7 separate regions of the Mus musculus genome follow, and regions 2, 3, 4, 5, 6 and 7 are each linked to region 1. The links are chromatin loops, found by intact Hi-C in ENCODE. Cell type or tissue: heart. All regions are shown on one strand.

What was found. Hi-C counts contacts between places; a loop is a spot of excess contacts. Peaks named below come from ENCODE experiments on the same cell type or tissue, not always from the same donor. Only the 100,000 strongest peaks of a DNase experiment are listed, where the experiment ranks them.
Region 2: it touches region 1 in a loop (2.9-fold over the local background); 5 of 42 quality-filtered maps call a loop at or near these places.
Region 3: it touches region 1 in a loop (2.0-fold over the local background); 6 of 42 quality-filtered maps call a loop at or near these places.
Region 4: it touches region 1 in a loop (1.9-fold over the local background); 13 of 42 quality-filtered maps call a loop at or near these places.
Region 5: a loop joins it to region 1, with 6 times the contacts of the local background. A loop is called at or near these places in 19 of 42 quality-filtered maps.
Region 6: it touches region 1 in a loop (2.2-fold over the local background); 2 of 42 quality-filtered maps call a loop at or near these places.
Region 7: a loop joins it to region 1, with 2.3 times the contacts of the local background. A loop is called at or near these places in 7 of 42 quality-filtered maps.

The regions. Positions count from the first base shown.
Region 1 is chr2:60,208,130-60,212,129 of GRCm38, reverse strand. It overlaps Marchf7 (membrane associated ring-CH-type finger 7), which reads right to left and starts at 2,194. Exons shown (of 10, transcript NM_020575.2): 1 at 2,046-2,194. It also overlaps a transcript of Baz2b not described here. In heart, a CTCF peak has its summit at 2,345; a DNase peak (open chromatin) is centred at 2,259; H3K4me3 peaks cover 3,722 bases; H3K27ac peaks cover 2,127 bases.
Region 2 is chr2:59,828,133-59,832,132 of GRCm38, reverse strand. The region is part of intron 19 of Tanc1 (tetratricopeptide repeat, ankyrin repeat and coiled-coil containing 1); the gene reads right to left. Among named protein-coding and RNA genes, the nearest start is that of Wdsub1, 52 kb to the left of the region's middle. RefSeq lists an enhancer at 2,772-3,360. In heart, a CTCF peak has its summit at 1,762 (motif pointing left); DNase peaks (open chromatin) are centred at 122, 1,732, 2,772, 3,202 and 1 weaker place; H3K4me3 peaks cover 1,007 bases; H3K27ac peaks cover 3,998 bases.
Region 3 is chr2:60,020,140-60,024,139 of GRCm38, reverse strand. All of the region lies in intron 2 of Baz2b (bromodomain adjacent to zinc finger domain, 2B), which reads left to right. Among named protein-coding and RNA genes, the nearest start is that of Gm13572, 15 kb to the left of the region's middle. In heart, a CTCF peak has its summit at 1,878; no DNase peak of the experiment used is centred here.
Region 4 is chr2:60,043,532-60,047,531 of GRCm38, reverse strand. The region is part of intron 2 of Baz2b (bromodomain adjacent to zinc finger domain, 2B); the gene reads left to right. Among named protein-coding and RNA genes, the nearest start is that of Gm13572, 8.4 kb to the right of the region's middle. In heart, a CTCF peak has its summit at 2,348 (motif pointing left); a DNase peak (open chromatin) is centred at 1,241.
Region 5 is chr2:60,122,339-60,126,338 of GRCm38, reverse strand. Baz2b (bromodomain adjacent to zinc finger domain, 2B) reads left to right here and starts at 599. Exons shown (of 36, transcript NM_001001182.3): 1 at 599-876. In heart, no CTCF peak of the experiment used is centred here; DNase peaks (open chromatin) are centred at 898, 1,028 and 1,578; H3K4me3 peaks cover 4,000 bases; H3K27ac peaks cover 3,860 bases.
Region 6 is chr2:59,880,255-59,884,254 of GRCm38, reverse strand. Wdsub1 (WD repeat, SAM and U-box domain containing 1) reads left to right here and starts at 1,649. Exons shown (of 11, transcript NM_001379396.1): 1 at 1,649-1,777. Gm52554 (a long non-coding RNA gene) reads right to left here and starts at 1,576. Exons shown (of 3, transcript XR_003954039.1): 1 at 1,563-1,576. In heart, a CTCF peak has its summit at 1,855; a DNase peak (open chromatin) is centred at 1,684; H3K4me3 peaks cover 1,886 bases; H3K27ac peaks cover 1,752 bases.
Region 7 is chr2:59,960,975-59,964,974 of GRCm38, reverse strand. It overlaps Baz2b (bromodomain adjacent to zinc finger domain, 2B), which reads left to right. Exons shown (of 36, transcript NM_001001182.3): 9 at 2,345-2,954. Among named protein-coding and RNA genes, the nearest start is that of Gm13572, 74 kb to the left of the region's middle. In heart, no CTCF peak of the experiment used is centred here; no DNase peak of the experiment used is centred here; H3K27ac peaks cover 1,439 bases.

The sequences.
Region 1 (4,000 bases):
ACTGCTAAGCTCTAACTTTCCTTCATTACCTTTCCACTGCGGAAAGCCCTGTCACCTCCCAAAACAGCACATCATCACAGCAGGTCCTAGCCAAGCCTCAGTTTAGCTCAAGCACTCTACAGTTGTCCAAGCGTGTGCCCTCTTTCCACCCCACAGTCTGTCCGTACAGTATTTACAGTAAGGAAGGCAGTAAGGTGCATGTTTACGCGTTGGTCTGATGACTAAACTGTGAGTTGTTGGAAGATGTTGCGTCAAGCTCATTCCTGCAAAGGGAAGTTCTAACCTGGTAACCAAACAATGCTTACACTACTTGATAAATTTTCCACTCGACCATTACTTTCCTAAAATATATTAAAACGTGGATATAACAGATGACAGGTGTGTGAGAGATGGATATGGAATAACATTTGACTGCATAAAGGCTACAGATGGCTCACATTCAAGTTGATTATCCAAAACCTTCATGTAGAACACAGAAAAATCTGTGAAGTTATATGAGAAAACAACCTTCCTTATTCAAGACACCTGACCTGGGTTGAGGGGTCTTGAATATAGCTCAGAGAGCAAATGCTTAGCATGCCCGAGACCCTACACTGTGTAAGACAATCTGACCCATCATGTAACTGAAAATAAGGTAATGGGGGGTACTGAATTGCATTATATACATATATGAAACTGTCAAATAATGAAAAAAAAATCTTCGGGTATGAGAGAAAGAGGAGGGCGTGAAGGAGGGAGGTGGATGGTGTACCAAACATCTAGGGCAAAACTAGAAGTGTGTGGTGGTGTTGATCTGGTGGCACAGCAATCCCGGAGCTCAGAAGGCTTAAGCAAGAGTATCTTACCTTAGAGGTGGGTCTGGATAACATCATGAGTTCAGTGCCAGCGGGAAACACAAGGTAAGAGCCCTCTAATCAACCCATAAAAACATGAAGCTATAGGGACACAACTCACAAAGTCCAAGTTTCGTTCTGACCAGAATGCTTGATGATAAAACTTGGTGGTAAATTCCTTCTGTTTGAAGTCATTAAAAATCCACAGTACAAGTATTATGCCCTGTAGTGTGCCTGCTCTGCTGACTGCTTCACACACTATCTCCTTAAAAAAGGCATCCCAGGAGTCGGGGGTGGAGGGGACTCATCTCAACTAGGAGATCTTAAGAGGTAAAATAACTATGGTCATGGCGATGCCAGAGTTTCTGGTTCCATTGCGACTGCCTCAGCACAACTGCTGCTTCTCTCACTCACACACACACACAAAAGCTCCTCAAAAGGAAATACTGACCCCATTTCGGGTTATCTTGTGAGACTACATAGGATCTACCTTTTTTAGTGAGAGTACTATTGTTTGTCAATCAGGACGGTATCTCGGTACTCACCCCTACGTTCTGGATACAAACGGGGGAGGGGGGGTGGGACTTAAAAAATAAGGACACTGAAGACAATAAAAACACACACACACAAACTACAGAATGGCGTGTGACCCGGACCCGCTCTTTAAACTGTTTTCACACTGATCGTGACGTCATGTTTATGACCCACACGGATTTCCACCCCCATATACCAACACGTACTTTTGTAGGGGGGTGGAGAAGGAGGGTGTTCACTGTAGTGGTTTCGGGGTGTGTGTGTGTGTGTGTGCGTGCGCGCTCTTCACTACGCAGTTTCTCCAAGGTGAGGGTGCATTTTACTACTCACACCTTGCGTGTCTAGAGTCGGCCCCTTACACCCGTGTCTCGCCCCGGGTCAGGAGAGCCAGCCTTCCTGCCTCACATGCCCGTGTCACGCCACTCCCGGTGCGGGGCCACCGAGAGGCCTACCTCCCTCCACCTACTCCGAGGGGACTGGGGGAAACCGACCGAAATCCCGGGTGAGCCGACCCCGCACTACGGCCGCCCGGCGCCGCAGGTCGTCGCGGGTCCCCGAGGGACGCGCACCATCTGCCCGCCCGCCCGCCCGCCCTGCCCCCGGGGTCCCGGGTGGGGGTGGGGGTGGCTCGCACTCCAGCGCTCCCCTCCCCCCCACGCCGCCGCCGCCGCTCTTTACCCTCTTCCACCGAGCACTCCGCTGCAGGGAGTGTCGCGCTCGCCGCAGCCACACCGCCGCCGCCTTCCTCGCTGGGCTCGGCTCGGCTCTCGGGCTACCGGCAGAGAAGTCGGCGACGAAGCACAATGGCGGCCGCCCCTCCGGATGCGCCGCAGAAGTGGCCGCCGCCGTTGGCAGCCCCGCCCTTCCTCCTCCCCCGCCCCCTGCGCGCTCGCTCGCCCGCTTCTCGCGAGAGCCGCGGCGGCGGCGGCGCTGGCGGCGCTGCGGGGGAGCCGGGAGCTGCGGGCGGGCTAGACGTGCCCCGCCGCGGGGTGGTGCTCTGACTGCGGCAGCCGTTGAGGGCCGCCTCGGGGGAAGCTGCGAGGCGCCACGGTAAGCGGCCGCAGACGGTCGGCGACGTGCGGGCGTGCGGGCGCCCGGAGCGGCGCGGCGCGGGAGGCCGGGCGGGCCGGTCGCCGCCCGCAGTGCGAGGGGCTTCGGCGCCCGCCTGGCTCCCGCGCCCGCCGCGGGCCCCTACCAGGCCCGCCGCTCCGGGTCCCGCCCGGCTGGTTGCGGGGGTGGATTTTGTTTTCTCTGCGCTCGGCAAGTGGCGCAGGGACTGTTTACGGAATGGAGTCCGACGCTGCCTTTCCCCCACCTCCCCTCGAGCCTCCCCGGCGCGTCCTCCCTGCCCAACCTTGTAGGATTTGACAGCTCTCCCTCCACCTACTACAGCCTTCCGATTGATTCCTACACCCTGCTGCTGGCAGTTTCCCTGGAGTAAATAAGTTGTAGCGACGGGGTATTTGGACGATCACTTCGGAATCTTAAAAAAAAAAAAAAAAAATCGGGCTTTTTAAGCTCTGAGAGCGCAGCTACAGGTTTTGCAGCAGACATTCACTTATTTAGAAAGAGCGAGGGAATCTGTGACGTAGTCTGAGGAATACGAGAAGAAACTTTCAGAAACCACGGTGAATGTGGTTAAACTAAGATGTAAATGAGGACTAAGAAATGCAAGAGAGTATGGGAAAAGCCACAAATTATGTGGCGTTTCAATGATGGACCAAACGCAAGTTGTTTAACGGTAAGTTCTTACTAAAACTTGGAAGCACAGGGAGGGCACTTGGGTTTTTAAGTGACCTATTTGATTTAAGGGTGTTTGTTTCAAAGAATAACTTGGATCTACATAATTCCACTAAGTGACTAAGTGAAATGCTACATATATATATATATATATATATATATATATATATATATACACATATGTATATATACATATATACAGTCAGTAATCATCTCTCATTTTTCTTCACTCATCACTAATAAATTTCGTACAAACTTAAGGGTTTTGGGTTGTTTTTTTTTTTAATTTTGTTAAAGTTGACACCCAGGTGTCATCCTTTTAGGGCATGTAGTAGACAAAGTGTCTGGTAAAGGATAAAATTAAGTACAGATTACTTTTGAGGAGATGTAATTTGTCCTTTTAAGAGAAATAATTGTTCCATTCTGTTTGGCCGTGTAACACCCTTAAGAATCAGAATTCATGGGTTCATATCTCAGCACTTTGTCTGATTACCTTTGTCTTCAGCAGTTCTTTAATGTTGCCAAGAATTCCTTAACCCAGGCTTCTTCCTGTGGGTTAGGGAACCCTAATCCGCCATGCTCCCCAAACTTCATGGTGGTGTTGAAGGGATTAAATGAGGGGATCTGTCAGTTCTTAGAACATAGCAAGCGTTCCATAATTGTTAACAGTTACGTTATGTGTCTAAGCCACCATTCGGCCTTTCTGGAACTGAACCTTGTGGAGACCCCTTGAACATCTTTCCCAGTTTATTTTGTGTTAAGAGGATCGACTGCACCATTTTCCTGAGCTATAGTAGACAAACGTAGTTAGTGGGAACTTCTCTACAGAACCCCTGACAAGGACAGTGCAGGTGTTGGCCGGTTATGGTTTCGTCTCCTCTCAGTGCTGAGGA
Region 2 (4,000 bases), 380 kb after region 1:
TTGGGTGTGGTGTGGAGTGCAGCTCCAGCGGGAAAGAGTGCTCACGTGACTGTCAGTGCCTCCCCTCCCCTCACCTCCATCCTGGCTTTTGCCTTGTCACGTGTCCAAGAAAAGACAATAGCAGGTGCCAGTGACAACCCTTGCCCTTTTAATCAGGGTGGGTTCTGTGATCGCTGGGATCCATTGAGCACAGCGGCAGTACACTAATGTCAAGCCCTGTAGGGCAGCATGGCTCTGAGCCGCACAGGATAGATGCTCCCTAGAAGGGAGTGACCTGCTGCCAGGAGGAGGAAGCAGCTTAAGCCTGTGGTGCCATTCCCGTGCCTCCTTGGAAGACTGTTTTTAAATATATCCTTAATTTCCAGCTTCCAGAAGACAGCAGTATCCCCACGATCGGGGGGTGGGGCGGTTGGGGAAGAGGTGGACTTCTCAGCTACAAATGGGAAACAGCAGAAACAAACCCTTCACAAAAGCAAGGCGGTGCCCGTGATCATATGAAAGTGCCCGGCCTCCTCAGCAGCCGATGCAACTGAGAGATGCACGAGGGGTCACCCACTCCTCACTGGTGGGAATGACGGCAGGAGACAGCAGTTGGGAGTCAGATCGGGTGAATGCACACTTGTGTGGCAGTGTTCCTCACGAGGCCTCAAGCCGGACACTACCCACACTGCTGTCAGTAGTGGGAGACGCCAGCGAACAATGTTATCATAGGGTGGGAAATTCACACATCTATGAAAATACATGCCCCACACCTAAACACAACTTGACAACACAACAGACCCATCTTACATGCTTGACTCAGTGAGTAAAAGCCCACACTGCAAGAGCAGTCTGGAGAAGGGACCTTGAACGCTCCTTTTGGAGAGAGTGGGACCCAAGATCTGCCTCCTCATCAGAGCTAGGGATATGGTGACGAGAACCTCGGACACCTGTGATCAAGGAGGCTGCTTCCCATACACTTGCATGCGTGGACCTGTCTCTCCAGGCCCCTCCCACACAGCTGCCTGATGCCTGCTCCTCCTGGGGCCTTCTATAAATACTATGCCACCAGGGTTGGCTCCTAAACCTCTGCCCATAACTACTCCAGCTTCCCTTATACATGGCCCTGGTGACTGAGGTTAACCATGACACAGACAGATGGACTAACGACAGACAGGCAGACAGAAGACAGAGACACAGACACTGCAGACCAGACAGCTGGTTCTGAGAGTGCTAATATCACCCGAGTCCCATCCCAGCCTTGTGCAGGGAGTAAGGAGCAAGGCAGGAGCCGTGGGACGGAGCAGATTACCAGGAAGACTCATCTCGGGGGCCTAGCATCTAAAGCCCAGGAAGACAGCAGGAACAGGCAGCCCCTCTTTCCAGAAAGACAAGCCGGTTCTCATGGTATTTCTGGTCCCAAGCCCCTGAGCATGAATGTGGACCCTACAGTCGGCACTGTCCATCTTTCAGTAGCTTCCCCTCTCGCTGGGGAGGTGAGGGGCATTCTGCTGGCCTGGTCCCACCAGACCACTCTCGCTCAGTGTGAGTTCCTCCTCACTCAGTGACAACACCTTCTTCTCTCTCAGGAAGTAGGTCAGCACACCTCTCCAGGAAAACGTGTTCAAGGGACTCTGTTCTAACTGACCTCAAGTCTCTTGATTTTGCAGCGGACAGCACAGAAGGAGCAAGTCAGGGGACCGGAGGAGGCAGCAGATTGAAAGCTGACACCAGCCTTTTCAGGCCTGACCATGAGGACGCATAGGCTGACATCTGCTGGCTGTCAACGTGTTCCACAAACAAAGCACAGCACACCCTAAGGGCACTGTTTCGGCATCAGTGGTAGAACGCTGCTCCAGGAAGTAGCACTGGACCCTTTCCGCTCTCCAAGGAAGTGGTAGAGCTAGCCTCAGTCCCTGTAAGAAGCCAGGCAGGAACTACAGGCTCTAGCACAAGTATACGGCACCCACACCTGCCTCTGGCAGAAAGAGAAGCTATACTGAGATGCTCAGATGTCCTAAGAAGCGCTGAGTATGGACGAGCTGCTCCGCTTTATGTGGGAAGCTGATGTCCCTGTGGGAACCCTCCCTTGATAGACATCTCCTCTGTTTAGGGAGGATCAGGTATGGATTCACTGGAGAACCTCACACGTGTGGCCTCGCCCATGTTACCTGTCTCTGTCTCACAGCCTATGCAGAGGCTGAGTCCGAAGCTTGGGCCTGTGCAGTCCCTGTGAGCCATGCTCATTTCTCTGTCATGTGCACCTCTGCCTCAAGGAGAGCAACACTGGTGTGCATGGCTCCAGCTGACGTGCCTTTCATTACAAAAGTCTGTCCCTCCCCTAGGGGTTCTGAAGGATATAAAAATTGTTTTGTTTTCTTCTCCTATAATATACGTTATCTCAACTGATCTTGCAGGAGCCCTCAAGTGGGCCATAAAAGACCTGGGTGCCAGCTGCTGCTCTGGAACTCTCCTCCACTCAGGGACTCTCCTCCTCTTTCCATGGCTGGACCCAAGCAGGAGGAGAAAGAAATCAGGGGTGCACACATGTGTCTGCACACCGAGACCTAGGAGTCCCCGGAAAGAGACAAGTCCGGTCTTGCATTTGAGACTGGATGGTCCACCTACTCAACACTCCCCCCTCTCATTTAGTGAAGGGGCTTCACCACTGAGAAACGGGGTGCCTTTAAGTCGGAATCTGGAATCTCTGCTGCAGCTGCTGCTGAAGTCTTGACAGTAACACATCAGACAGCCCTGCGCTAAAAATAGGATTCGTGTGTTTCACCAGCCAGCAGAGAAGCCGGACGTTGGAGCAGCTGACAAGCTGACAAGCGTGCCCGCCCTGCCAGGCCTGGCGACGGGGTCAGATTCCCACCTTCTTCTTTCTCCACAGCCAGATTTGATTTGCTGTGTGCTTGTTAGTGCAGACCTGCTGTGGGGGGGGGGGGGGCGATTAAGAACCTGTCAGCGCAGGTCCACTCTGCTCAGCCTCAAACCAGATCAGGTTCTATACAGGAATTCCTAAGGAGACACTGCTGATGACAGACACTGGAGCACTGGCTTCCTCTTCTACCCAGAGTGAGTATTTTTAGCTCCATCACCAAACTCCCCAGGCGAGGATGCATCTCAAGTTTCCACAGAGGTGAGGATTTCAGGATACCACATTCCCATATTCGGAAGCATGGAGGGCTACAACAAACAAACTCAAAACAAGCTATGCTCAGGAATTCCAACCATCCTGCTGAGAAAGCCAACCTTGGCCCCAGCTCTAATGAGGGTCAGTGAACTTGGCTTCATCAGACAAAAAAGGAGTGGGGGCAGGGGTGGGGTGTGAAAGGCAGGACCAGGGTGGGAAAGAGGACATTGCTGCTTTGTGTTTGGCCAATAAAACACAAGGACACGTGAAAGGAAAGGCCCCAGTCCCTGTGAACACGAGGCACTGAAGCCAGGCACAAGTGCTTTTACTTGGCAATCGCTTAACAAGATATCATCTGTGTGATTGAATTAAAAAAAAAACAAAAAAAACAAAAAAAAAAAACCAAAAGCAAGCACATCCCCTCCCTATCCTGACAATCCTGAGTGATTTCACCTTGGCAGCGCTGTCTTCTGAGCACGAGCAGATTCGTCCCGGCAGATGTTCATTTTAGGAAAAACCTAACTGACACTTAGCCATCCGAGCTCACTGAAAACATCACGGAGAAACACTCCTTGGCACCATAAAATGGATCATTTGGCAGAATCCTTTACATATTGAAGTTCTCCGGGCAAAGATTTGATTTTAAAAAAAGAAACAACTCTCAACTGTCAGCTTGCTGGGAACACAGTCATCTCATCACAGACAAGGCTGTTTATGAAGTGTTCTAACAGAGCTGTCACTCAAGCACACACAGGGTGGGCCCCTGCAGTGGTCCAGGGCTTGCGGATGAGAACCAGGGATGCTGCCCCGAGGGTAAGAACCAGGGATGCTGCCCCGAGGGTGAGAACCAGGGATGCTGCCCTGAGGGTGAGAACCAGGGATGCT
Region 3 (4,000 bases), 190 kb after region 1:
GAAGGAGCCACCAAGAGACAAAGAAGCAAGAGAGCATTAAACACAGTGGGAACGTTACTTTTGACAGATTGTCCATGTTGCCCAGCACATGTGTACCAACCTTTAGCCTGAGAACATCTGGAACTGTTGAGGTGGCCCTCAATACTGCAGTGTATCGGCCGCAGTGTGGATGGCTGCCATCCTATGACATCATAGATGATGTCAGCAGTGACACAGGGTATGTTCAGCTTATTAAGAAGCAGCTAGCAAAAATATTATAGGACTAAATTTAAAAAACAAACAGCTGGTGGGTCCGTATGATGGCACTCAGCGTTTGGGCTATGGAAGGGAAGCGTCTCAGATATGAAATGAGCCGGAGCACCATTGAGAAGGCAAGGGTGGCATGGTACTTGTTAAGAAATACTCTGGTAGCCTCTTTAGGTGGCAAGGAAAGTAGCTCATGGGAAAACAAACAAAAAGACAGTATGTACTCAAAGTCTCAGAGAATAGAAAAATCTCAAAAGGATAGGTCTGAGGAAAAGGACCTGGGGTTAGCCCCTGTCCCAGCCCATCTGTGCTGCTTAGCTTCGGTCAGCTTGATACAAAACTAAAGACATCTGGGGAGAGGAAGCCTCAGTTAAGAAATTGCCCTGGGGGCATGTGTGTAGGGCATTTTCTTGATTACTAATTGGTGTGGGAGGTCCCGGCCCACTGTAGACAGTGCCTTCCCTAGGCAGGTAGGCCTGAACCACCTTACATACGAGGAAGTTGGATGGGAAGGAAGCTGGGTAAGCCAGTAAGCAGGCTTTCTGCATGGATCCTGCTTCCAGGTTCCTGCCTTGAGTCCCCTGACGATGGACTGTAATCTGTAAACCGGAGTGGGCCCTTTCCTCGCCAAGTTGCTTTTGGTAGGTGATACAGCAGAAGAGCAGTGCAGCTCAGCAGTCTTGTTTAACTTGCTCTCTGGTTCACAGCCTTGGTTGTGGGATGAAACAGAACTTGATTAGGTTATAACATCTCTCAGAGGCAAGTAACGTGGTAAGTTTCTACAGCCATTATTTCTGTGAGTCCTGCCTTCTTAAGTTTTGTTTTTGTTTTTTGTTTTTTTGTTTTTTCATTAGGGTAGGGGTGTAATGACTTTTCGGAATCAAAGCTAGGGTCTTTTACACATTAAACTGACTTATATGCCAGTCCCTGTGTTTTCAACAGTATAATGTGTGATTTTTTTTTCCTACTTTCTGAATAGAAGTGGATGGAAGTTGTAAACTGGTTTTATGAAAATTTTTATCATTATTTGATTATATGAAAGTTAAAAGATTTTCTTTCCTGCAAAAAATCACAAATTATTGGTAACTAGATAGATCAATATTTTCCAATGCATTAGATTATATTTGCAGTGACCCAGAATATTTTGGTGCTTAAAAGAAGAGGTCCTATTATATAGATTTATGATCTCTTAAGGAATTATGACCCACAATTTTTAACCCAGTATTATACCTATGACTATTCAATAAATATGTTTCTAAGCCTTGAAGTCTAGGCTTGGTAGCCATTGTTTGAATTAGTAGCCAGTGTTTTCTACATTTTTGCTTTGACCAGTGGGAAAGATTTTCATACATACAGATATGGACGAGCAGATTGTATTTCTATTTTAGGAATACACACACATGTATATGTAACAACAATTAAAAAGTCATGAATTTCAAGGAGACCAAAGGCGGTAATACATGGGAGGTATGGAAAGGAATAGAAGAGGAAGGAAAAGTAGTTATACTATAATCTCCAAAAAAAAAAAAAAAAAAAAAAAAGAAAGAAAGAAAAAAAGAAAGAAAGAAATTATTTTAAAAAGATGTTCTTCTGGAATTCTGACGTAAAGTCTCCTCCTGTTGAGAGACTTGGGGCAGTGCAGCCATTGGCGTCCTCAGCACAGTGAGCGGGCAGGTCTTCAGCTCGCAGTTGCTGCTGCTGTTCTCTGTGCCACTCTCTGCCTGCTGTTTATTCTCCAATCACAGTGGGACTGTGAATTTGGGAAATAGAGAGCAGCATGTGTTTATTTGTGGACCCTATGCCAGTGATACCTGGATTTAAACAGTGTTGCAAAAGCACAGAACTTTTGTGATTTTTTTTTTTTAAACTAGGGCTGTTTTGATGAAAATGTGTGAGAAATGATGAAATACGTAATTGGGATCACTTGGTATTAACTTTTGAGTAGCTAGTTTAAATGGACATTTTATGTCAGCTAAATTTCACTTAATGGAGTTCCTTGATGGTAGTCAAATACACACATTGCAGAAGGCATGCAGCATGGTCAGGCTTGCAGCATGGTCAGGCTGCAGCTCTGTCATGGAGGAACTGCTGCTTCACGTGATTTCGGCATCGGTTCTCAGGAAAACTTGACTAAGGCAGTCCCTTCCCCAAAGCTGCCAGTCCACCCTCTGACAACCTTAAGCCTCCTAATGCGGAACAGATTTTCTCATGCACGATGTCAGCCATTGAGGTCAGGGTGCTGTTCAATAGTATTTTCAACAAGGATGTTGTTACAGTTATTAAACACTTGAAGTATTAGTGATGTAGCTTAAAATTACTGTTTTAATCTCCAGTTCAATTTATGCATGCGATTAATAAAAGCCCTACTGGATAAAGCATATTTATATATTATTTTTTGTTCTGTTTTTATGTGTTTTGTTGCTTGAGGTGTGGTCTCTGAAGCCCAGGCAGGCCTCAAATTTATGGCAGTTTTCAGCCTTAGCCTCCCAAGTGTTGAGCTCATGTGTAGGAGCCACCACGCCTAGCTGTACGCATTGATGGTCTTTTGTTTCCTGAGAGGGCGGAGTGTGGTGTTGCCTAGCCTGACCTTGAGCTGTATATTGAAAGTGACTGGAACGGTGATCCTCCTGCCTCTGTCTCGAAAGTGCTGAGGTTATCAGCCGCCACACCTGGTTTATATCTTGACCAGATCCAATCCAGAACTCAGTGTATACAAGGTAAGTATTCTACCAGCCAAGCCACACCTCCACCATTATGTGTTATTTTGGGCACACTGATTTGTGTTATTAAAAATATTTGCTGTCCTGTTGAGTTCCATCCTTAAATATTGCAGTTAATTGTAACAAAGGGATGTGCTTTTAAGTAGAGTTGAAGGCATAGCCACAGAGAGAATTATTTCAAATAATTTCTGGATGTTATAGTGTGATTTTTTTTTTTTTTAACATCCTAAAAGAATATATTCTGGGCTGGAGAGATGGCTCAGTGGTTAAGAGCGCTGACTGCTCTTCCAGAGGTCCTGAGTTCAATTCCCAGCAACCACATGGTGTTTTATAACCATCTGTAATGGGATGCAATGCCCTCTTCTGGTGTGTCTGAAGGGACCAACAGTGTACTCACATTCATATATATTCTGAGGGTCAAAAGCACTGTGTTTACTGTGTTAATGTAGCTGTACTTATTCTGAAGCTGTTGGTTGCTGATTGTAAGATTAACAGGTGGTAATGGATTGACTTCTAAAAAGTATCAAGAACTGTGTGTGTGTGTGTGTGTGTGTGTGTGTGTGTGTGTGTGTGTCTGAACTGAGATTTTTGGCAAATTAAAAATAAGGACTGTAGTTATAAAAATAAAAGTTTGTTTTGTGAGTTTGAACTGAAAGTGTTGGTGTGGTGTTATTAAAAATGCTATAGTTACTTTTATTTACTCATTTTCCTTGTACAACGTGTGGCCATTCTAGCATAGACTTGAGAGAATACCAATTCCCCTGTCAGGATTTTACATCTTAATAATAACAGCAGCAGCAGATGTTACAGTAGATCTTGGCTACTTTTTTTTTTTTGCTATAATAAATTACCTTGACTAGAGTCACTTAAGAGAGAAAAGAGGGGCTGGAGAAATGGCTCAGCAGTTAAGAGCACAGACTGCTCTTCCAGAGGTCCTGAGTTCAATTCCCAGCAACCACATGGTGGCCCCCAATCATCTGTAATGGGATCTGATGCCCTCTTCTGGTGTGTCTGAAAACAGCTACAGTGTACTC
Region 4 (4,000 bases), 160 kb after region 1:
CACACATGGTCACGTGGTCAGCACACAGGCAAATAAAGAAAATGGTTGTAAAGTGTTAGTGACAGTAGCACATCCTGACCAGAATGTTGAGAGACTGGATTCTAAATGCATTACTGGTAGGAAAGTAAAATGATACAACTTTTCTGAAAAACAAATTGGGTAGTTCTTCTGACTCTGTCTATCTGTCTGTCTGTCTATCTATGTCTCTCTGTGTGTCTGTGTGTCTGTCTGTCTGTCTGTCTCTCTCTCTCTCTCTCTCTCTCACACACACACACACACACACACAAAGAGCAGTCACATTTCTGGGCATTAATCTCACAAAATACAAAAGCTTATGTACATATAGGAACCTGAACATGTCCATAGTATCTTTATAGTACACCCAAACAGAAACACCCTAAAAGGTTTGTAACACATGAATAAGCATAATATGGTATATTCCTACCATGAAATACTAAACAATAAATAGCCAGTAAGTATTGATGCATACAACCATTTGGATCCTTGTCACATGTATTTGACTAAAGGAAATACTCCAACCATAAAAGGCTATTGTAACCTGGAGTTGATGGTGCCTGTTTTAATCCCAGCACTCAGGGCAGAGGCAGGTGGATCTCTGAGTACAAGGACACCCTGGTCCATAGAGGGAGTTTCCGGACAGCCAGGGCTGCATGAAGAAGTCCTGTCTCAAAAAACCAAGTAAGGGGGCAGGGTTATGACTCCATTTCTGTCCTGTATCAAAAGAGCAATACTATATATAAGCCAGAAAACAATGGTGGTTATTAGGGGTTAGAGGTGGCAGAGGAAAGGACTTGAGTGTGACTTTAAAGAGGACCATGAGAGGCTTTTCTGGTAGTGTTGGTTACAGCTGAAAACATATCTGTAACTGCCTTTTTTGTTTTGTCATGCAGTCAGCATATACAAGGCAAGTCACTAGGGAAACACTGGCTGATATATGGGTCATCGTTGTATCATCTTGACATTTTCTTGCAAGCACTGTTATTTTAAAAAGAAAATGCCTTTAAAATTTGCTGTTCTATGACTTGAACCCAGGGCCTCAAAAGAGGCAAGCAGTCTATCACTGAGCTATCCTCTGGCCTTATCTTAGCTTTTTATTTAGTAATCTCACTAAATTGCCCAGTCTGGCCTTGCTATCCCTGTGTTGTCCTGGAAGTCCTTGAAGTCAGAAGTTTTCCTGTCCCACCCTTAGAGTAGCTTAGCTGTTGTTCCAGGCCTTGCTGGCAGGACTGGTCAGCTCTTCCTACTTTCTCTTCACATCTGAGAACCAGAAAGTATTTCACTTCCTCATTCAAGTTGAGACTTTTTTCATAACCTGTGATTTGTATAGCTTTCTGCCTCCTGCAGAGAGTCTCATCACTGATAAAGCTAACACATGTCCACTGTTTCCCTCTTTGGGATTGTTTTACTGTCAGCTGTAGATGAACCCTGCCCTAAATTACAAGATAAACAGAAATGCAAGTCATTCCGACCCTGACAGCTCTAAAGCTGGGTTGGCATAGGAGGAATATCAAGCTCAATTCTTTTTAACTGCTGAGTGCTATTTCATAATAAAAACATGTCCTAATACTTTTGATTTATTCGTTCACAAGATTTCCAGCTTTTCCACTCTGCCTCCAGCTTGCAATTTCATTTTTTACATATGATTCCTTATATCCATATTTCAGAACTTTCCTTGCTGAAGTATCTGTAAGTGGAATTATCATGTTATAGATTTCATGCAGTTTTAGTTTTGTGTTGTCAAATATCGTTTTATATATATTTTACCAGCTACTTGTGTCAAAGGATTTCTGGCTCTGCATGTTACACGCTTGCTTAGTTCTTGGTTTTCTAGCTCCTATCTACAACCTGTAACACAGTCTAACAAATTTTAACATCTAGTTTTCTATGGCCCTATGACTGAATTTACCCAGTCTCCTCTGAAATGGGAAGATATGCAGAGCCTCATTAATTACTTAGTAGTGGATGAGAGATTTTACTTGTATAATGTTGTATATTATATGTTACATATAATATGTATATTTTATTTTATATTATACATATATTTAATATTCTACTCTGACCAGTCAAATATTAGAATGCATTTTAGTTGTATAGATTTAATATTCATCTCTTTGTTTATGGTTTTTCAAGACTCCAATTACAGTATCCTATTTTTGCTTAAATTAGCTCAGTAGAGAAAATAGCACACCATCCTCTGAGAAATTAATTTCTGTGATGGCAAGATGGCTCAGAGATTAAGAATACTGGCTGCTCTTTTAAAGGTCCTGAGTTCCATTTCCAGCAACTACATACTGACTCACAACCACCTATACTGGGATCTGATTCCCTCTTCTGGCAGGTAGGTGTACATGCAGGCAGAACACTAATAAATAAATTAAAGAAAGAAAAGAAACTCATTGCTCTTCCAGCTTGTCTGTATGTTTGCATGTGTGTGGGTGTGCACTCTGCCCATGTGAAGAAACCAGACTCAGTTGGCCTTCTCTTTGCTCTTTGAGATTTCACAGATTGTCAGGTGTGGCTGCAGCACTTTTACCCATTGGCCATTGGCAGGTCCTTGGTTTTAGATCCTTTAGCCTCAAAAACCATACTACTACACTGGAGGTACCTTGATTTTTTTTTTTTAACTGTACTGGTCTACCTGACATTTTATTTTTAGAAAAGTATTTTTGCTGACCTGGAGAGATGGCTCAGCAGTTAAGAGCACTGACTGTTCTTTCAGAGATCCTGAATTCAGTTCCCAGCAACCACATGGTGGCTCACAGCCATCTTCAGTGAGATCTGACGCCCTCTTGTGGAGTGTCTGAAGACAGTGGCAGTCTTCATATATATAAAATAAATTAAAAAATTCTTTAAAAAAAGTTTTGCTGAAACCATTTAAAGTGCTACTTTTAGCTACTATTTTCCAATCTATTAAACAATGGTTGTTAGCCCTTCTCTTATCCCTTGCACGACTACAAACTTCAAAAGAGAAATCCATGAGACTTTAAATAATTAACTAGGAGAGAGAGAGTAGATTGGGGTCCAAATGATTTATCACTGGGTATTCTATTTGAGTATGGACTTAGGAGGGGCTGTTGGAGTATCAACAATGACTAGAATTGATGTACTTTCTCACAGTAGTGGGTTTTGTTGTTGTGGCTCCTTGTTTGTTTGTTTGTTGGTTGGTTGGTTGGTTGGTTTTTTGAAACAGAGTTTCACTTTGTAGCCGTGGTCTTGAACTCAGAGGTCAGCCTGCCTCTGCTGTGTGAGTGTGGGCTCCTTCTGGGATGGGCGTTGGCTGTGGCCTCTGTGGATGAATCCCTGAGCCATCCCACTTAAGGTTGCTTCCTTTGCTTCGAATAGAAGTGAAGTTTCCTTATTGGTGTCCTTCTCTTGTTTTATTTAAACACTTTTGTTTAATTCGGTACAGTTTAATCTTTTGTTATATCAATGGAAATTTATGATTTTTAGTAAATACTGACTGGGTTAGTTATTGCTCTGAGGTTATGTGGTCATTGGTTTAAAATCACTCTTTAGGATTATCATATGATCAGTATTATTTTGTTTGAACACTGGATTGAGCCCTTGCATTCAAGTGTGTTAGCCAAGTGCTGTGTTGCTGAGTAACCCTGTCGCCCCCAGATTTTAATGACCTCAGCTATGAGACAGTTAGGCAGAAAGCTGTCTAATTTTTTTCTTTAATTTTTATAGTAGAACTAGAATTTATAATTACTCTTAGTTACTTTTTTAATAGCCTCATAATTTAGACATTAACGTGTTTTTCTTGTTGTTGTTTTGTTTGAGACAGAGTCTTTCTGTGTAGCCCTGACTATCCTGGAACTCGCTCTGTAGACCAGGCTGGCCTCACACTCAGAGATTCGCCTGCTTCTCCCTCCTGAGTTCTGGGATTAAAGGCATGGGCAACGCCCTTCTGACATTAATGTGATATTAAAATGCGAACGTAAACAGAGTTCCATTTAACTTTGGCTTCAGGCACCAC
Region 5 (4,000 bases), 86 kb after region 1:
ATTACGGCTTACAGATTATACAAATAACTGTAAAAGAACTTAGTGTTTATTCATTTGAATATTATTGATTCACACCATGAACATCACAAGCATTTAAATTCGTCCATGGAAAAGCATTAGTAGTTTACCTTGAGATCGCCTTGCGCCCTGCTTTTTAAAGCCCTAGCATGCACAAATTCTTGGCATATTAATTTAGCGTGTAGACTCCAACACAATTCCTAGTTTACAAACATAAAAGTTGGTGGAGATGGCTTATCTGTGTTCCCTAACAGTCCGTTTAAGTTTTTTTTTTTTTAAATTAAGTATTCAGTTCTGTCCCCCCCTCCCCGCCCCCCGAAAAGCAAAACAAAACATGTAAGTTTCTTAACTTTTTCTTGGGACGAGGAGCGGTGCAAACTCAAAGATACAGTATTCTTGGAATGAAGAAGCAGCCCCCTCCCTTGGCTCCTTTTAGAGCTGATAGGTCATTTATTATTGGAACTGAAATGGTATAAACAATTCTCTCGCTCTTTTTTCCCTTGTTAACAGCAACTTTCATTGTTAGAGAGAGGAGAGAGAGAGAAGCCTTGTTGGTTGACGTCACTTGGTTCATGAAGCCTTCGCCTAGAAGTGAAGCTGCTGAACAAACCTTGAGAAGAATCATCTCCTGCTTCAATCTGCTGCTGGATAGGAACTAATCAGAGAGCGAGCGGCGGAAGACGGGGACGGAGGGAGCCAGGGCTTTCGCGATCACGGATCTCACCTCCACTCCAACTCCCTAGACTTTCTGGCAGGAATTAGAAGAGAAATAAGGAGGCGGTGGGGATTCCGAAAAGCTTAACCCGCACCCGGGAAGGGCGAAAATCCCTTCCCCCGCAACTCAGTTCGAAAGTGAAGGTGAGTTTGAGAGCCGGGGTGCGGGGGTGCGGGCGAGGTGGGTTCCGGGCGGAGAGCGGCGGCTGCGGGCTGGAGCCCTCCCGAGGCGCCCGCCGCTGTTTACCCGCGCCGCCCGGTGTGGCTCTTTGTTGTGCGGCTGCGACGCAGCGGTGGCTCTGGGGTCCCGACTAGAGTCCCGGGCGGAGGGCGCGGGGCGCGGGGCCCTGGTACCGGGCGGGGTGTGTGTGTGGGGGGTGCGGGCTCCGCGGAACGGAAACTTTGCTGGGAGTGCGGGCGCGGGCGGGCGGGCGAGCGAGCGGCCGGGCGGGCCTCGTCCCTCCATTGTGCCCGCCGCCCTCGCCGCCGGCCTCGCGGCGTCCTCCAGCCCGGCCCGCTGCGGCGCCCCGCGGGGCAGCTCCCGAGGCGCCGGGCCCTGGCCGCCCCCGCCTCCGCCCGGGGCCCGCAGCCTCGCTCCCGCCGAACCGCGCCAGGCCGCTGGGGCTCCGGAGCCGGGTGGGGGTGGGGCCGCGGCCCCGGGCGGCGGGTACCGGGCGGCTCGGCTCCGGGAGGGCTCCGGGCGTCCTGGGGCCGCGGCGGCCTGGCGGGCTGGGCTCCGGGTCCTCGGGCTCCGCGTCCTCCCTCCCCCGCGACGCCCCGCTCCCCTCCCCTAAAGTAGTTCCGCGAACCCCAGAATTGGGATCGGGAAAGGCTAGGAAGTGTGCCGGGACTCGGAGCCGGCCCCGCGGGGTGGGGGCTGGCTCCTCTTCCCCTCTCCTCCGTGTTTATCTTTTGTGTGTTGTTTCCTTGTGAAGCGAGAAGCAGCTGCAGTCCGTGGCCGAGTTGTTGAAATTTATCCCTTTGTGTATATTACAATATCCTCCATTTTTCCCCCTGCCCTCTAAACAACAAGCGTTTCGCCATCTTGGGCAATTTTTATTCCCAAGTCTGTCTGTCTCTTTTAATTTTTAAGGAAGGGAAAGGAGCCATAGAAATGAAAAAAAGTGTGCCTGGATAAGGCTCAAAGTTAGGAACGGTTCAGGGGGCCATGTGACGTCATGTAAACTTTTATCAAGAAAATTTCCCCAAAGTGGTTTTTTGTTTTCCTCAAAATTTTCTCGTTTTTCGGAATCGTGTAACTTAGAGGCTAGTGATAAGTTGTGCACTTTATTTTTGTATTTTGCATTCAGAACGGATCGCAAAACCATGTTTGGTAACAAGTGGAAGATTATTTTTTTAAAAAATGATCGAAACTTTTTACTGTGTCACTTAGTATCCACCTAGTTTTGTGCACGAGGGTTTTAAAAAAATTTTTTAAGTGTATTTGTAACAATATAGTTCTTTTCTTGGGAGGTTCCACAGATCTAACAAATTGAGAATAGTTACTATTTATATATCCATCACTTGGGGTGTCTACCTCCCCTTTTACAATTGTGTTCTCCTCTTTCGTGCTATTTACATTTTAAAAGAATTATACAGAATATCAGAATATCAGATTCTTGATACTTTTACATCTTAGTAGTGAATATTAAAGTCAAAGGGTTGGCAAAAAATGTAGTTTAGCATATAAAAGGCAGAATTAGCTTTAATAGATAATTTACAGTCTTTTGATGTAAACTTTATTAACCATCATAAAAATAATGATAAAAACTACAATTTAAATTTGTTTGTCGAAAATAGTTTTTCACCTTACCAAAAAAAAAAAAAAGTTGAGCTGGTCACATGACCCTACTTAATGCTACACTCACTGAGGAGTATATAAATAGGCACAGTAAATTGAATGGAAAAGCGTAACTTTGTCTCCAGTAGTCATTTTCAGTCAGCATATTTACATCTCTTCTAACAGGGACCTGAAACTGCCTGTATTTAATTTGCATTCCCTTTGTCTTCTGGGTTGGGGAAAAAAACATTGACTACAATGAACTTACAAAAAGAAGCTAATAGAAAAATTCTAACTACATTAAGGAGATTGTCTAATATTCGAAAACTTCCATTGTAAGTGGTATGTTTGAACTGTCTGTGGAATATTCTATGCTGCTTTCTGCTATTTACTCAGAAATATGCTCTGTGTAAAATGCTACATAGAAATCTTAACTGAATTGAGTGTCTGCTGTTTAGTGAACTGTAGGTAGGTGAAAAATGTTTAAATAGTTAAAAGCACATAGAACAGATGGCTCTAAATTATACATGCAACAAAGGACTAGAAGATTTGGCAGATTATAAATGGAAGCAACAGAGGATAAGCAGGTTAAGAAAATGGTAGTTAAGTCCGTTGCTGTCTCACACCTATTGTAAACACTGCTGCACAATCAATAATTTAGATGACACTACGGCATTTGTGTGTCTCAGTAGAAAAGGAAGATTTTACAAATATTTGCAGCAAATGCTAAATGTATATTTAAGCAACCGTGACAAAGAGTTTTATTTTTTTAGGAAATCAGGTTGTGTGCTTTTAAAATAGGAAGTTATTTATCAGAACTTAGTATGTTCATGTAATGGTTTTCAGAAAAATAGAACTAGGCACGTATTGTAAAATCTAGATAATGCTATCTGAAATGTTGTTGGTTAAACTAATACACTGACTAGGGTAAGCTTGCACATTCACTCTTTATGCTAGTGAAAATGGGGTCTTAGCTGCTCAGTCTTGGCAAATGCATGGATTACAATACTGCCAGCCTCATTTACTAAATAGTGTGTGAGGTAAAAGAATATATTTTAGTTTTCATATTTGAGTTTTGTACATAACACTATGATTTGACTTGATGAATGTGGTTTACTATTTATTTATAAATGTAAATATTTTGTGTGATTCTGGTCTCTCTGGAAGAATCAGAGTGTATTTAGCTTTTTCAAAAGAATAGACTATCTTAAAAAGTATTGGACTTAGCTGAAATTTGCTTTTCGTGTATCTAAGCCACTCATTTAAAATGCACACAAGCTGTAAGGGAAAGCCAGGAATTCTGAACGTGTTGCCCTCTCTCTCATTTCTTTGTTTGCATGTTTATTATAGAGTTGCAGTAAAGGAGCAGATGTTTTGCCAAACATCCTGATGTGTTGCTTGTTCTTATGGGAGTGCATAGCTGCTCCTTCTGATGCATCAACTTGACAGCTGGTTGATTTCATGGAGCTGCTAAGAAGCCATTAGTGG
Region 6 (4,000 bases), 330 kb after region 1:
CAGAAGCCAAAAATATACTACGTATGCTCCCCTCCCCCGACTTTTACCATCTGGTCTCAAGGACTCAGGTGGTGCTACAGAGGAAATACCTGTCCATCTGTCCAAATTGGGGAGGAACAGAGACCTAACTCTATAATCTTTTCTTTATAAATGATTCCTATTTGGCATATTTTAGAAAGTCTTCCATATCCCAAGGTTTTAAGCAAGAGACAAGCTACCAGAGAGGGCTTGCCTCTCCCAAACTACCTGTCCCATGGGGTGAACGTGCTGCAGCAAACAACTGGTGTTTGTAGGCGGGGTCTACTAGTCCCTTGTCTAATTGCTGTGATAAAACACACAGCAAGAGCAACTTGGGGAAAGGGTGGTTCACTTTGGCTCACAGTTCCAGAGGATAAAGAGCATCGTGACAGGGAACATGGGCAGCACTGCCTGGGGAAACTGGTCACATTGCATCCAAGTCAAGAAAGAGATAAACACTGGTGCTCCTTTTTCTTCAGCCCAAGTCACCGAGTGGGATGGTACCACCACAGTTAGGGTGGACCTTTCCACCTCATTAGCCTAATCAAAAAAATCCCTCACAGCCATGTCCAGAACTTTGTTTCCATGGTGATTCTAGCTCTGGACACATTGACACTATTAACTATCACCTAGGTTTCTTTCATAGATTTCACAGATTTTACTAAGATAATAGCCAGTCAAATTGATGGAGATGTGCTGCATCCTTGCAACGGGCCTCAAAGGAAAGAAGGCGTGACAGACACACATCCACAGAATCTGGGATGACATGGTCTGGGCTCTCTCATGGAAAAGGCTGCAGAACCCTGGGAACCCAGCCTGTTTAATACATACAGTTGGACACAGAGAGGGGTTACAGTTCAACATATAGCTGAATTAAGATGGCAGGGTTTATAGTATACAGCTGAACAAGGAGACAGGCTTAGCTCATCACTAGGAGCAGTCTCTGTGGGGGACCAGTCTTCAGGCGGTAAACATCCAGGAGGACAAAGCTAGAGAGGACATTTCTGCACACCCCGTTAACGTTAGAACGTCAGACAGGAGGGGTGGCTTTTCCAGTCCCATGGCTCTAAGGCACTGGGCTCCTTGATACGGCTATGCCCATATCAAACAAAATACACATTCACCAGGGCTCCAGTCACTATGGAGATAGAAAAAGATAACACTCAAGTCTGGCAAGAATGTGGAGAGACAGGCACCACTCTACATATATCATTCAGAGTACAAACCATGCCAAGTACAAACAACCCAGAGCCACTGGGTACTTGGTATGTAACGTAAGTCTGAAAATTCTTTAGGCTCATACACCCAGTAGTTCCATTTCTATTTAGCTCTAGTTGAGGTTCAGAAGTGTGGATAGAGATCTAAGTACGAAGGAGCTTAATCTAACTTTTTTTTTTCTGTGAGCAAAAAAGTTAAACTACCATTCGGCAGTATGATATAGTCCCATTTGGACCATTAAGCAAAACAAAACCCAAAACAAACAAGAAAAAAAACCAACTTCCAGGTAAATTACCACAGCCAAAGCCCACAGGGAACCGGCCTACCGGAGCTGCCGCGGGCACGCATGCGCGGGCATGGGCGCGGGGTGGGGCTTGCGCGGCTCTCCCTGCGCCGCAGCCACGCCCACCTCAGTTAGGTAACACGTGACCCAGTGAGTCGGGCTCTGCCTAGTGAGCAGCCCAGCCCAGCAGCCCAGCTCGGGGCCCAGCCCGGGGCCGAGCCCGGGGCAGTGCAGACTTGGTGACCTCAGAACCCGGAGGTGCGTGACCTCGACCCCGGAGCCGCGCAGGGGAGGAGCCGCCCGGAGGCGGGACTCTCAGTCCGGGTGCGAGGGAAGTGAGTGTGGGCTGCACGCCAGGTGGCGTTGGGGCGGGGGCAGGACCGGGCCACCGGGTGGGCTGCGGTCACGCACACCCCACTGGCCTGCTGGCTCGCCCGGCCTCTTGTGCGCCGAGAGAGAGAGAGCGGGAGCCGGTTCGGAAAGTCTCTCGCTGCATTGGCACTCCGGGGATTTGGACCGGCTCCAGAAAGCTCCATCTGAGCTTGTTTTCCGAGAACCTGTTGGAGTGTTTCTGCTTGTTTTGTTTTGTGAGGCTATGAGAGACCTGGAGGGAAGGCTGCTGAACTTTGGGAAGAAGATGAAAATGAAAACATTTACTTATTTATTTGTAGAGATTTCCGTAAACTAGATGAAGACAAGAGATTATCCATTTTACAAGTCGAGGTCACGTCTGTTTCTTAGGGATGGTTTCAGCCGCGATTGTTACTCGTTTGTTGGTTTTCTGAGACTAGTTAGGTAGGCTTTACCTCCTTGTTTAGCTGAAGGTGATCTTGAACCCCTGATCCTCGTCCTGCCTCTGCCTCCCTAGTGTTGGTGTTACAGGCTCAGGCCAGGATGCCCGGCACTAATTTTTAATTATACTGTTTTTCCACAGTTAGATTTTTGTTTTGGAAGCTTTACTTTCTAAATCATTCCATGCTAGATTTCATATGTAACATTTAAAAGCAAACTCAACTATATTTGGAACGGAGTTTCATTTGAGCACGTTAGGTACCTAGCACTGCCTTGCATGCTGTGGTTGCAGAGATAAGCAATATGGACAGGGTGCCTACTTCTTTGTGGTCACTGGCGGTGGGAATGCACACAGGGGCTGCCGCTGCAGGAATCAGTATGAAGCATTCTCAGAAGACTGACATTCGACCTGCCTGTACAACATCTTATGTAGCCAAAGATCTAAGTCCTACCACAGAGATACATGCACTGTGTGCGGTACAAGGCTGCATACCACAAGAAATGGAACTGATCTAGATGACTGTTGCCAGTTGGATTTTTTTAAACTGATACAAATGGATTTTTAAAATCGGTACATATACACAATAGAATTTTACTTTGCCACAAAGAAAAATGAAATCATGATATTTGTGGGAAAATGTTGGAACTAGAAATGACCCTGCTAAGTGAAATAAGCCAGACTCACACAAATGCTGGTCAGCCTTGGATACCTGAACACAATGCCCCCCTCTCCCAGAATCTACCATTGGCCAATAGTTCAGAAGTAAGAAGCGGTGCCTCACGAGCCACTTCCCTGATCCCTGTCTTGACAGCGCCAACCTTGTGCGAGCTCAGCACAGTAACAAGGTTGCTGGGCATGTATGATTGCAGTGGCTATATCTAATGAGTGGGATTTCAGAGCACTTCCTCTGTCCGCTGCCTTTGAAGTCTTTTGGTTCCCTGTCTTACAGTTGTTCCTAAGCCTTAGAAGGGATGCTATAAACATCTTATTTCAGGCTGATTCCTCAGCTTTCCTTAGCCTCAGTATCTATACTGCATTCCATGAGACTCTGCATTCACCATCGATGGCAAAGAGAGGTCTCTCTGGGGCTGAGAGCAGCATTTATTTGGCTGTGCTTATAAGCACAGATACTTAGAAGGACAGTTTGACTCTTCGTCAATTAAGCTGAACAACAGTAATAAGTTTCCCCAGGACCTCTCTAGGCATAGGCGATAGACAGGTTTTTCAGTACTGGGCATTGATTCCCATCTGCCCACAAATCCAGTCAGAGAAGGATTGGTTGTCTCCCTAAGAGTTGTGCCACTATTACAATGGTGGCTACATCTTGCCTGCCAGGTTGTGATTATAGTTCATAGAGTTTCGGCTAGTTAAGATTTGTCTTTTTTCTCCATCAGCCTCCATAGCACCAATGGCATTAACAGCTAGCCAGCATGGAGGAGGTTTCCAGGTCGCTTGCAGCTTGATTTCTTTGTATCTTGGAACCAAGAGATGTGGAACCTTCCAGCAGTAGAGCTTTGTCATCTAGTTCTGGTGGACAACCAAGGCTTGGCAAGAGCCTGTGCTGTTTGAGGGGAGGGGCGAGCTTCTGGGGCTTCTCCGACCAACAATTCCCATGGAAGTGTAATGGTTTGAACAAGAATGGCTCTCTTAGGTTCGTCTGTTTGAATGCTTGGTCCCCAGTTGGTGGG
Region 7 (4,000 bases), 250 kb after region 1:
GAGATACAACACATTGGAGTTTTCTGTCAGAAAATTGTATCACAGACTTAAAAAGGTATTTTATCTGAGAATCATAGTATATACACCAAAGGGACATATTGAATGATTAACTAATTAACATTTTCCTGGGGGTTGTTTTTTGTATGAATGTAATATCATTTGCTTACAAAGAATTATTTGAGTAATGTAATTTTTCCTCTGTGTGCCTGCTTTGGCTGTATTGAGCTAGAATGGACAGTGTGTGTACTTGATACCCAAGGGCATTAGAAGCAGGGTGGGGGGTGTCGGATCCCCTCGAACTGGAGTTATGGTTGGTTAAAAGCCATCATATAGGTTCTAGGAAATGACCTGTTGCTTTCTGAAAGAGCAATAAATGCTCTTAACCACTGGGTTATCTTTCCAGCCTCTTATTTTAGAAAGTAACAAAACAAGCTAGGCCATGGTGGCACACACCTTTAATCCCAGTACTCAGGAGATAGAGGCAGGTGGTTTTCCATACTGAGGCCAGCCTGGTTGACAGAGCTACAGGACAGCCAGGGAACACTGAGAAACCCTGTCTTGAAAAACAAAACAAATTAGCAAAATATGTTTTAATAATTCTAAATCATTATATATTATCTCAATTATAACAGTAAAATCTGCTTTTTTATTATCAAGTAGTTCCTTTTTAAAGATTTAATTATTTTCTTATTATACGTGAATGGATATTTTTTTCTGCATGTATGTCTGTTTTCTGCATGTGTGCCTGGTACCCAGGAAGACTAGAAGAGTTTATGGGAAGGAACCCCTGTACTTAAATTATGGACAACTGTGAGCCACCAGATGTCTATTTGCTGGAAATTAAAGTAGGTCCTCTGGAAGAGCAGCCTGTGGTCTTAGCCACTGTGCCCCTGAATTTAGCCCCTGAAGTACTATTTCAGATTTTTAATATCTGGTTTCTAATTTTTACCTATAGAAGTAAATTTTGTGAATTTATTATTTATAAATTTTCCCAAGAAAATTGTATTCTATTTGTTTTCCTCCCGTGCTGGATATTGAACCCAGCACCTTGTGTATGCTGGGAATATTCAGTTAGAAAACCTAGTACCCAGTTCCCAGTTGGCCCCCAGGTACCTTAAATTTTTGCTTTGAAAAATAAGTTGAATATAATGGCTCATGTCTCTAATGTCAGCTGAGGCTGAAGCAAGAAAATTATAGTGAGTTGGAGAAACCTTGGGTAATAATGTGTCCAGAGTGACCTGCACTCTAGAATAAGATTCTAGCTCAAAAAGCAAGAAATAAACAGACCATTTTTTTTTCTTCCTCAAAAATTCATTTTGTAATCTAGTGTTATTCGTCTCAGGTGTGTTTCAAGAACAGGGCTCTAGTTAATGTTTCTAGAAGACCATTAAGAGAGAATTTCTGCTTTGGAAATGTATCAAACAATGGAAACTTAACTCTTTAAAGCATTAACACATGTAAACTATACATAGAATCAAGTGTTTGGGACACATGCTGTAATCCCAGAATTTGAGAGTTGGAGGCAGGACAGTCAGGAGTTCAAGGCCAGCCTAGCCGAGCTACATGAATGATAATCTGTCTCAACAAAGGAAAAAAAAGAAACCAAACAACTGGTCGACCATGGAATATCAGCTGGGTGGAGCACCGGGGATGGAATGAGGGATGTGTCTGTCTGAGAGGAATGTGGAAAACTGCCTGAAGAATGGACAGGGTTTCATGCTCCTGAAACAGTTCTGTAGACAAAGGATTTTAGCAAAATGTGGGAGGAGGAAGGTGCCACGTGACTCAGGTCTAAGCAGCTGCCCGACCAGCTAGAAAACTGCCTAGTGACTAGCCATGAAATGATTTGCATCTAACTGAGGTTGACGGGGCTCCCTGAAGCTACTCAAAGAAAACTAATGCAATACAAAGTCTGCATTCATATGTGGTATTTACTAGGAGTTGGACAGGAAGGCTTAACAGCAATGTCCTAAATTTGAGCAATATTTCATGAAAGAATCCATAATGGACTAGCTGGTGTTGTGTTTTTGCTTTGAGCTTTTGGAGGGGAGGGGGGGACAGTTTTAGGGCCTCAGACTAGGTTATTGTGAATATGAGAACAGCAGTCAGGAGAGGGGACAGTCAAGAGGCATGTGTGTTCTGAGTGGTTAAAACAGATGAGAGTGTGGACACGGGATGTCTAAGCAAGGTCTGATAGCCCCTTGCGGTTGCTGACATTCCTTTCCCTGTGCCTGGACCTGTCACGGTGTAAGTTTCTCTGGACAGCTGTGTTCTGATACTGACAAACAGACTCAGTCTCTGTCTCCCGGCCTTCTCATTTTGTTTTTAACTTGTGTTTCACCAGGAACAATATAAGCAGACATTCCCATCACAAGGAAAGAAACAGGAGATGGGGAAGAGCCTGAAGAAGGTTATTGCAGCTTTGTCAAATACTAAAGCAACCTCTAGCTCACCAGCACATCCAAAACTACCACTAGATAACAACCACCCTAATCCATTTTTGACAAATGCACTTTTAGGGAATCACCAACCAAATGGAGTCATTCAAAGCGTCATTCAAGAAGCTCCGTTAGCACTAACTACCAAAACGAAAATGCAGAGTAAGATTAACGAAAATGTCTCAAGTAGCACCCCGTTCTCCTCACCTGTCAATCTGAGCACGAGTGGGAGGAGAGCCCCTGGCAGTCAGACTCCAGCGCTGCCCTCTGCCTCGCCCATCCTGCACAGCAGTGGGAAGGAAAAGCGGGTCAGCAATGACGCAACCCCGCTCAAAGCGCACCATCACCCCCATCCGGCGGCAGCGGCCGCGGCCTTGGTGGAACAGTTTAGAGGGACAGATTCAGACGTTCCCAGTAGTAAAGACTCTGAGGACTCAAATGAGGATGAGGAGGAAGATGATGAGGAAGAAGATGAAGAGGATGATGAAGATGATGAGTCTGATGACAGTCAATCAGGTTATTTTCTGCTTTAACTTTTAAAGTTTGTTTTTAAGTGTATGTACCAGAAAGTTTTCTAAAACATCGTGATTTTCACACTTAGACTCACCGCCACTCACTGATTTCTTACAGCCAATAAAACGTAAAATTGTTTCTGAAACTGTAAGTTAAATCTTAGATTGTGGTTCCCCTGGCATTAGTGACTAATTGTAAAGTGCTGGTGCATGAATCAAACAGTTTGATCAGGTTGCTGAGTTTCCATTTCATCATGACCACTTACACAGTGCAATTGTTATGTTTTCAAAACTAATTTTAAGCCAGGTGGTGGTGACTCATTCTCTCAATCCCAGCACTGTGGAAACACACAGGCAGATTGAAACCAATAATAATAATAATAACAACAACAGCTAATAATTTTGACCCATGTTAGCTGCATACACCTTTAATCCCAGCACTTGGGAGGCAGAGGCAGAGGCAGGTGGATCTCTGTGATTTGGAGACCAGCCTGCTCTACAGAGTGAGTTCCAGGACAGCCAGGGCTGGGCAGAGAAGCCCTGTCTGAGGTGGGGGGGGGGTGAGTGGGTGGATTATGCATTAATTTAGAATTTCACTCAATGTGTTTTGAGCATACCTTGCCCCTTTCTTGCTCCTCACCATGCCCCATCTCCTCCCGCAATGTCTTCTCCATTACCCTACCAAGGCCAGCTAGTGCTGCCCAGGTATTCTTGGGTGTGCTTTATTTTCTTCTGCTACCTATTAAAACATTACTACCTATCTTTAAAATGGAAAATTTTGCACCATGGTCATTTAAAAAACCAAAATCTTAAGTCCCTTTTGATTGCAGGATTTATTAAATGACATAGGGTCATCATCTTATGCCTTGACTTCATCTACTCTCTCTAGTGGTTTGGTTTGTTTTTTTATAAATAGAGATTGCTTTTAAATTCATAAAATGAAAGATAATTTAAAATATAAATACAGAAATGATACAAATATGTATGTATTAATGTTTGTATATGGATTTGTTGCTGTTCTGACAGGAATTTTTTAGTAACTAATGGGAA